Linked DNA regions of Homo sapiens: region 2 is linked to region 1. Evidence: chromatin contacts called from ENCODE Hi-C or POLR2A ChIA-PET data. All regions are on one chromosome and are shown on one strand. The core of a region is the stretch at or near the end of the contact, and the rest is flanking DNA. Distances in the headings are between cores, read along the strand shown.

Region 1 (3,710 bases), core at 888-3,387:
GGTAGTTGTAGGGGAAAAAAAGAAGCTTGATTAAAATTTCAATTTGCCATTTTGATTTTAGAGACAATGTGAAAAGAGATATAATCCATCAATAACAAGCAGCAGATTTTTCTAGATTTTAAGATTTCCAATATCAGGGTGCATGTCAGAATCAAGAATTACAATTATAATTAGTAGTGTTTTTCGCTGTGTCGCCAGATTAGAGTGCGGTGGCGCAAACTCGGCTCACTGCAACCTCTATAGACCTCCCGGGTTCAAGCGATTCTCCTGCCTCAGCCTCCTGAGTAGCTGGGACTACAGGCATGTGCCACTACGCCCAGCTAATTTTTGTATTTTTATTAGAGACGGGGTTTCACCATATTGGCCAGGATGGTCTTGATCTCTTGACCTCATGATCCGCTCACCTTGGCCTCCCAGAGTGCTGGGATTACAGGCATGAGCCAACCGCGCCCGGCCTATTAGCCAAAATATTAAACTGACATAATGGCTATGTAGAATGCAACTTTCAAGTGGATGCATTCCATTGATAATAATAGTAATAACAACACATATATTCCTTACTATGACCAGCTACTGTTTTAGGAGTTTTACTTAATTATCTAATTTTTTACAATTACCATTTTTAGGTAGTTTACTATTATTAGCTTCACTGTAATGGTGATAGGTGAGTACAATAAAACACGGAGAAGTGATCTGGCCAACAACTCACACATAGATGGCTGAGTTAGATGTTTCACTTAGGCTTAAAGTTATTGCCTGCTGGTAAGCAAACAAGTCATATTTTAAATGAAGCATTTTATGAACACATACTACTAGTTTTTAGTATCTGCCATAGAATTGAGATCTATTTGCAAACAGCCATATTGTTTTCTTAAGACACTACTGTAGGCAGAATAATGATCCCCCAAAGATGTTTATCTCCTAATTTCCGGAATTCGTGAATATATTAGCTTACATGGCAAAAGGATTCTGCTGATGTGATCAAGGGCAGAGACCTGGAAATGGGAAGATGATCCTGGATTACTCAGGTGAGCCCTCAGAATCTTTTCCAGCTGCAATCAGCGGTAGACTTGAGGATGGAAGGTTCAGAGAGATGGCATATCACTGGCTTTGAAGATGGAGGAAGGGACCAAAGCCAAGGAATGTGGACAGAAGCTGGCAAAGGCAAGCTAAGGATTGTCCTGTGGAGTCACCAGAAAGGAGTGCAGCCCGGGTGACACCCAGGTAGCACTTCTGATCTACAGAACCGTGAGATAATAAATGCATTGTCTGTCAGATGATAAATTTGTGCTGTTTCAAGCTACAAAGTTTGTGGTTTTTGGTTATTGTGGCAATAGGGAACGGATACAGGCCCTGTCAGGTATTTCACTCAATCCATGAAATACCTTACAGTATACAAATTTTAACATGCGCGGGAGCCACTTACGGATCCGTCTATCTGTGCTGCCTGGGAGTGTCAAGAGGCCGTGTCCTTCATTCACCTCGCGCGTGGGCGGCGCTGCCCTGAAGATGCTCCCGGGCTCAGTGCAGACGGCTCAGCGTTCTCTCGCGTTCAACGAACCGCCAGAAACGTCAGATGGTACGGAGGAAAACACTTTACACTTTAACAGTATTTTTACGTTTATTTGCAGCAAATGTTGTTGGCTTTGTATTTAAAGTATTTATGACTCACTATAAAGTGTAGGATCCAAGAAAACGCGCTAGTTTCACTTGGCCCCCGTGGCTGTCCCGGGGAGCTCTCCAAGGAAGGACTGGTTCCTGAAGTTCCTGGGGTGCTGCACCACCACGGAAGAACCAAGCTCCACAGAGAAGCCAGAAGCCGCGACCGCGGGGACGCTCTCTGCCAGGCCTCCACCGCCTCAGCGGCCCTTTACAGCCACCGCATTCTCCATGCCCCCAGTTATTTCTAGCTTCGCACAGCGCCCGGCCCACCGAGCGACCTCAAACCTCGCGACACTCGCAACTCCCGAGGCCCTTCCTGCTACTGGCCTCAGAGGGAAGAGACATCGGGAAGATTGCTCCGCCCACAGAAAGGAAGATTTCGTTCTCGCGAGATCCCAATGACAATTCGGGAGCCCGTTCTCGCGGGATTTTCCAAGACCGGGTTGGAATTTGCGGGGGTTAGGAGACGGAAGTCAGAGCCTAGGAAGATTTGGGGGTCGCCTTGCCGGCCTCCTGTCCTCCTCCGGCGGCGGCGGAGCCCGAGAGAACTAGGTGAACACCGCTTTGCCAGCCTCACACAGCGTCCCCTGGCTCTGCCGCCGCTCCGGACGTCGCCCTCCCGTTCTGCTTGGGTCCCCTTAGTCGCTACCTTTGCTGGGATCCCCCTCCTCCATCCTGTGGCTTCGGGTTGCCGAAGAGCGATGCTCGGAGGGCGGCCGGAAGTGGCGTTGGCCGCCATTGGCCTGCCGGCCAGCCACCTTGCTGTCCTCCGCCGCCTTCCGGGTGTTACATGCAGCCGGGCTCGGCCCCTCCCCCTGGCCGGATGGATCCGTCGGCGCCACAGCCCCGCGCGGAAACCTCAGGCAAAGGTACCAGCTCCGCGCTCGCCCCTTACGCAGAGGCCTGTGTACTGCGTCGCGTTGGACCAGTTCTTGCCGGTGCCCTTCGGGTTGGGGTTTTGCCCTGTAGATCCTCTTCAGTGACAGCTGCAGATTGTGAACCCCTCCAGGCCTGGAACCAAATCTCCGATTCAGTGTTGAGAACCTGGACTCGGGAGTCAGCCCCTGGGATCTAGTGCTGCCTCTGACAGTTACTTGCTGAGCAACTTTGGGCAGGCTCCTCATCTGTAAAACTGGGTTCATTACTAGGTTCTTGCGATTATTAAATGACGTGGGGAATACGCAAAGTATTTATGTGACCCCGCGTGTGGCCCATATTAAGCACTCAGTAAATGTTATTTTCATTCTTTATTCTTGTATGCCCCAGTTGTTAGTGAATGGCAGAAGTTTGTTGTAAGTAGATAAATGAAGGTTGAGATATTTAGTTCAGTTGAGTTTTATTGCCTATTGAGTCAGGGCATTATATTCTGCCTTAAATAGGAGGTTTAAAGAAGGTGTGATTATCTACCACAAGTCACCTGGGATGCCTTCTGGCACCCAAATGAGTAGTTTTCATTAATAATTGTGCTGTATAACAAAAGCTACCAGGTATTGAGTGATTTTCCTGAGCCCAGCAATATGCTGATTGTTTACTTGCTTTCCTTTGAGGAAGATATCGATCTCATTAAATAGATGAATTCAGAGCTAAAGTTCAGAGAGGGCAAGTTACAAGCCTGAATTCTGAGGTCTAGGAATTGATGACGCTGTAATTCAGGGACCAAACATATAAATACCTATAGGAGACTGGCAGCTAAAAATAGATGAAGCTGCCGAGTGGATATTGTGACTGGGAGGCTCATTCCTTTTGATAAATCTAGTCACTCTTGGTATTTAGGGAAATTGGTGGAAGGAGCAGAAAGCTCCAGGGCCCCGAGGTGGGAACACCCTTGAGGAATGCTTGAGGAGGCCTTTGGAGTGAAAGAGGGAGAGAGAGACCCTATCACCAGAATGAGTTGAGTTGGTAATTAGTTTAAACCAAAACAAATGATTTCGACTCATTAAATTTTAGGACACTTAACCCATTTCCCTGTTAAATCCAACAGGAAATCTTAACAATTTAAGCAGTTGTTCTGTAGTTTGGATACTGAGAGATTCCATTTCTAACTCAAC
Region 2 (3,444 bases), core at 797-3,296, 2.1 Mb after region 1:
CTTCTATTTGCAGCACATTGTGGCTATGTTTATTAATTACTTTGTGGCTTAATACTATAAAACACACATCTATCCTGTGAGCTATGTACCCTAGGGAAAGAGTCCTTCATACCCTCCAGTTGGCCATAAAGAGAGGACAGAGTCTCAAGATTTGCCCTGATGCTAAGGATTAATACCACCTCCTCCGGGAGCCATCAGGTTACCACTCTCTAGCACAGAGCTACCACGTTTAAGACTCCTTCAGCACCATCCCCCCTTTTCCTGCACGAGGACACTTGCATGCTGTTTGGTATTAAAAGCCCTCTGCAACTGTTCCCAACCTACAGCACCAAAGTAGCCCCCCACCATGCTATGACTCCACTCTAGCCAGACTGATGATGTAGCACAAGATGGTGGGCTGTGGAGTCAGACCTATCTGGGTGTAAATCCTAGCTCTGCTTCTTGCTGGACGTGCAGCTTAAGATTCCTGAGCTCCTCATCTGTAAAATGATTAAATTATCACCTACTTCAGAAAGTTGTCTGAGAATTAGAGAAATAATATCAAGCCCCTTAAAGCAGATCCTCAATAATCGCTTGTTGGCTCATGAAACCGATTTTTTGTTTTGTTTTGTTTTGTTTGGTAAAAGCCCTCATTGCATAGCCCTGTGGTTCTCATAACCTTAGTTACAGACCTTTTGTAACCCTGAGAACATCTGTCTCCATTTTCCCTTGTCATAAAGACGTCTGCTGAGACTACAAACGGAGTCAGGGAACTACTACCAGAAAGTTTTTCTTTTCCCATATTCCTTCTAAAACTTTCATCTTCAAATGTTAACTCACTCAGTATTTTAAAAGCTGATATATAATTGGTTTACAACTAAATTTGGGTTGTTTGCCACTAAAACTTAGGTAAAATAGGAAAGGGGGCACTTTCTTAACTTCCATAAAACTTCATGTTAATACATAGAATTTCAAGTTTTTCTTTAACAAATTGTTCTTAGTTTTTGGTGCTTCTTGTCAGTACGATCTTCTTAGATTGTATTTGATTTGACACATTATGTATTTACTTATTGTACGCTGAATATAACGTCATTCCCCGGTGTTCTGCAAAGCACAACACTCATCCCGATCTGGTGCTCTAACCCCTGGGACCCTTTGGGCCAGACCATGACAAAGGCTGCCTGCCAGGTTTCAGCGAAACTTAGACCACCAAGAATTTACACACTTCACAGGGGTGCCCTAAGGAATAAATGAGATTAAAAAAAAAAGTCTGCGGGGAAACCCTGAGGCCCTATTAGAAATGCTAATCGTTTCCTTCTCTAGCTCCTATTAAAATGTTAGAAAACCGAGGGAGACTCTCCTGAACAGGGTGGGGATGCTCGGCTGCTCTGTGGCTTAGCAAGCGACCCCAGCTGCCCTGCCAGGGCCGGTCGGCCGCGATTCCGTCCCGACGGGGGGGATCCTCGGCGGCACTACGGACGCCAGTCTGCCAAGGAGGCAGCGGGGTTCGGCCTGTTGGCCCCAGACTGTGTGGCAGGCAAAAGGTGAACGTCAAAGCCTGTCCCCGGCTTCTTCACATCTCGCGCCTCCGCGGGCGTCGGGCCGCCCCCGTGAGCCTCCCCGGATGGACTGGGTTTTAGGGACCCCCGCAGCCGGACTGCAAAGCTTCCCACCAACCCTTCCCGCGAACCTCCCAGCCCGGGCCGCAAGCCCAGCTCCGGGCGCGACGACGTGGGGCCGGAGGTAGAAGGAGTCTCAGCGCGGCGGGGGCCGGGGGGCGGGGAAGCCCCCCCACCCACGAGAAAGGTCTTACATCAGCCGCCCCACGTGCAATCGGAGAGAGGGAGGAAGTCGCTCCTCTATTCGGGCTGCGCCTTTCCCCAGCCTCCGCCCCGCCCGCCGCGAGTCTCCCCGCCCCGCCTTGGTGCAGCCGCGGCCGCCGAGCCGAGCAGCGCCGCGCGGGGCCGAGTGGAGCCGAGCAGCTGCCGCGCCGCGTCGCCGGTTTAAGCGCAGTGCAGGCCGCGGCCGGGGGCGGCGGTAGTGAGCCCAGCGCTGCGCTCCAGCCCCCTTTTCCCTCCATGGTTTCTCTCCGCTCCCGTGAGTAACTTGGCTCCGGGGGCTCCGCTCGCCTGCCCGCACGCCGCCCGCCACCCAGGACCGCGCCGCCGGCCTCCGCCGCTAGCAAACCCTTCCGACGGCCCTCGCTGCGCAAGCCGGGACGCCTCTCCCCCCTCCGCCCCCGCCGCGGAAAGTTAAGTTTGAAGAGGGGGGAAGAGGGGAACATGGACATGAAGAGGAGGATCCACCTGGAGCTGAGGAACCGGACCCCGGCAGCTGTAAGCAGAGACCCCTCTGGGTGCCCTCTCCCCCGATGACTTGCATGTAATGGTGGCCACCTGCGGGGCCCGGGCTGAGGGTTCGCCGGCCCCGGCGCGGGGAAGAGCGCAGCTCGTGGGCTCGGACGGGGAAGGCGGGCGGGCGCGGAGGGGGGAGCGAGCGCGCGAGGATTAACTCTTTGCCGCCCGCGGGCCCCTGGGGCGGCCGGGGGGAGGCAGCGGTGTGGGGGAAAGCAAACTTTGAGCGCTTCGCCCGCCGGGGTCTTTCCCCTGAGGGAGCGCGTGTGCAAGTGGCCGGCGGCGAGAGAGGGAGGCGGGGGTTGTGTAACGCTGGGAGCCATGTTTGCAGCCTCCCGGGATGCGCGGCCGGGCGGAGGCCCGGCCTGCCGAGGAGCTGCGCGGCCATCCCCGCCTGGGCCAGGCCGGGCTCCGCGCGCCCCGGGCCGGCCGGGGAAGGGGCGCGGGTGGGGCGGGACGGGGGCTCTTGTGGCCGGAGCTCGCCGTGGGCGCCGGCCCGGCCGAGGTCAGCAGTCGTGGGGCGAGGAGGGGGCTTTTTTCTTTTGAAGGGAGCGAGAAGCCCCCTCGGGCGCCTGGAGGCCTGGGCGGGCGCGGCCCGGCGCGCGGAGCGGGGGAGGGGCGGGCCAGGGCGGCGGAGGTGGCGCAACCGCCGCCCCTCCCGAGGCCAAGTTTGAAAAAAGGACGTGGTTCCCGCCATTTTTCAAGCCCAAAAATAAAACTTTCTCCCCCGTTCTCTCGCTCCCTCTTCGCCCTCGGCCTTGCCCACTCCTGCCTCCCAGGGGCAGCCCGGGTCGACCAAGGCCAACCGTTGTGGCGACGGCCTCGCCCTTCCCCCTGTGCCGCGGCGGCGGCGCCCGGGGCCCCTGCCCTTGCCCCGGGAGGCTGGCCCCTCCGTGTGGGCGGGCGGCGGCTCTTCACGCCAGCCGGGGCGCGCCACAGGCCGCCGCAGCGCCATGTTGGCGGGTGCCCGTCTCCCTGCGCCTGGTGAGCCGGCCCACGAGCTTGGCCTTGCCCGCCCGCCCTCGGCGCTGGCTGGCGGCCGCCTCTTCCCGCGCCGAGCCCTCGGTCTGTTTCCCCCCGCCCCGCCGGGGCTTGGCTCCCACTGGCGGGA

The links. A loop is a pair of places that touch in the nucleus more often than their neighbours do. ChIA-PET counts read pairs that join two places held with the same protein, here RNA polymerase II (POLR2A). Pooled maps may share reads with other maps.
Region 2: a loop to region 1 is called in a map of ascending aorta, with 7 times the contacts of the local background. The contact joins the promoter of ANP32B here to the promoter of ERCC6L2 in region 1. A Hi-C loop is called at or near these places in 1 of 168 maps with a recorded cell type or tissue (ascending aorta), 1 of 37 single-sample maps with no recorded cell type and 13 of 50 pooled maps. POLR2A ChIA-PET finds 5 or more read pairs at or near these places in 1 of 52 experiments (activated B cell).

What each region holds. Positions count from the first base shown.
Region 1 is chr9:95,873,554-95,877,263 of GRCh38, forward strand. ERCC6L2 (ERCC excision repair 6 like 2) reads left to right here and starts at 2,138. Exons shown (of 19, transcript NM_020207.7): 1 at 2,138-2,531. The coding sequence starts at 2,486. ERCC6L2-AS1 (ERCC6L2 antisense RNA 1) reads right to left here and starts at 2,424. Exons shown (of 3, transcript NR_023390.1): 1 at 2,312-2,424. RefSeq lists enhancers at 1,309-1,438, 1,669-1,718, 1,759-1,858, 1,993-2,867, 1,999-2,228 and 1 more.
Region 2 is chr9:97,981,295-97,984,738 of GRCh38, forward strand. ANP32B (acidic nuclear phosphoprotein 32 family member B) reads left to right here and starts at 2,047. Exons shown (of 7, transcript NM_006401.3): 1 at 2,047-2,315. The coding sequence starts at 2,262. The region is part of intron 2 of LOC124902226 (a long non-coding RNA gene); the gene reads right to left. RefSeq lists silencers at 1,617-2,276, 2,427-2,516, 2,707-2,786, 2,857-3,056, 3,067-3,116 and 2 more and an enhancer at 1,917-2,799.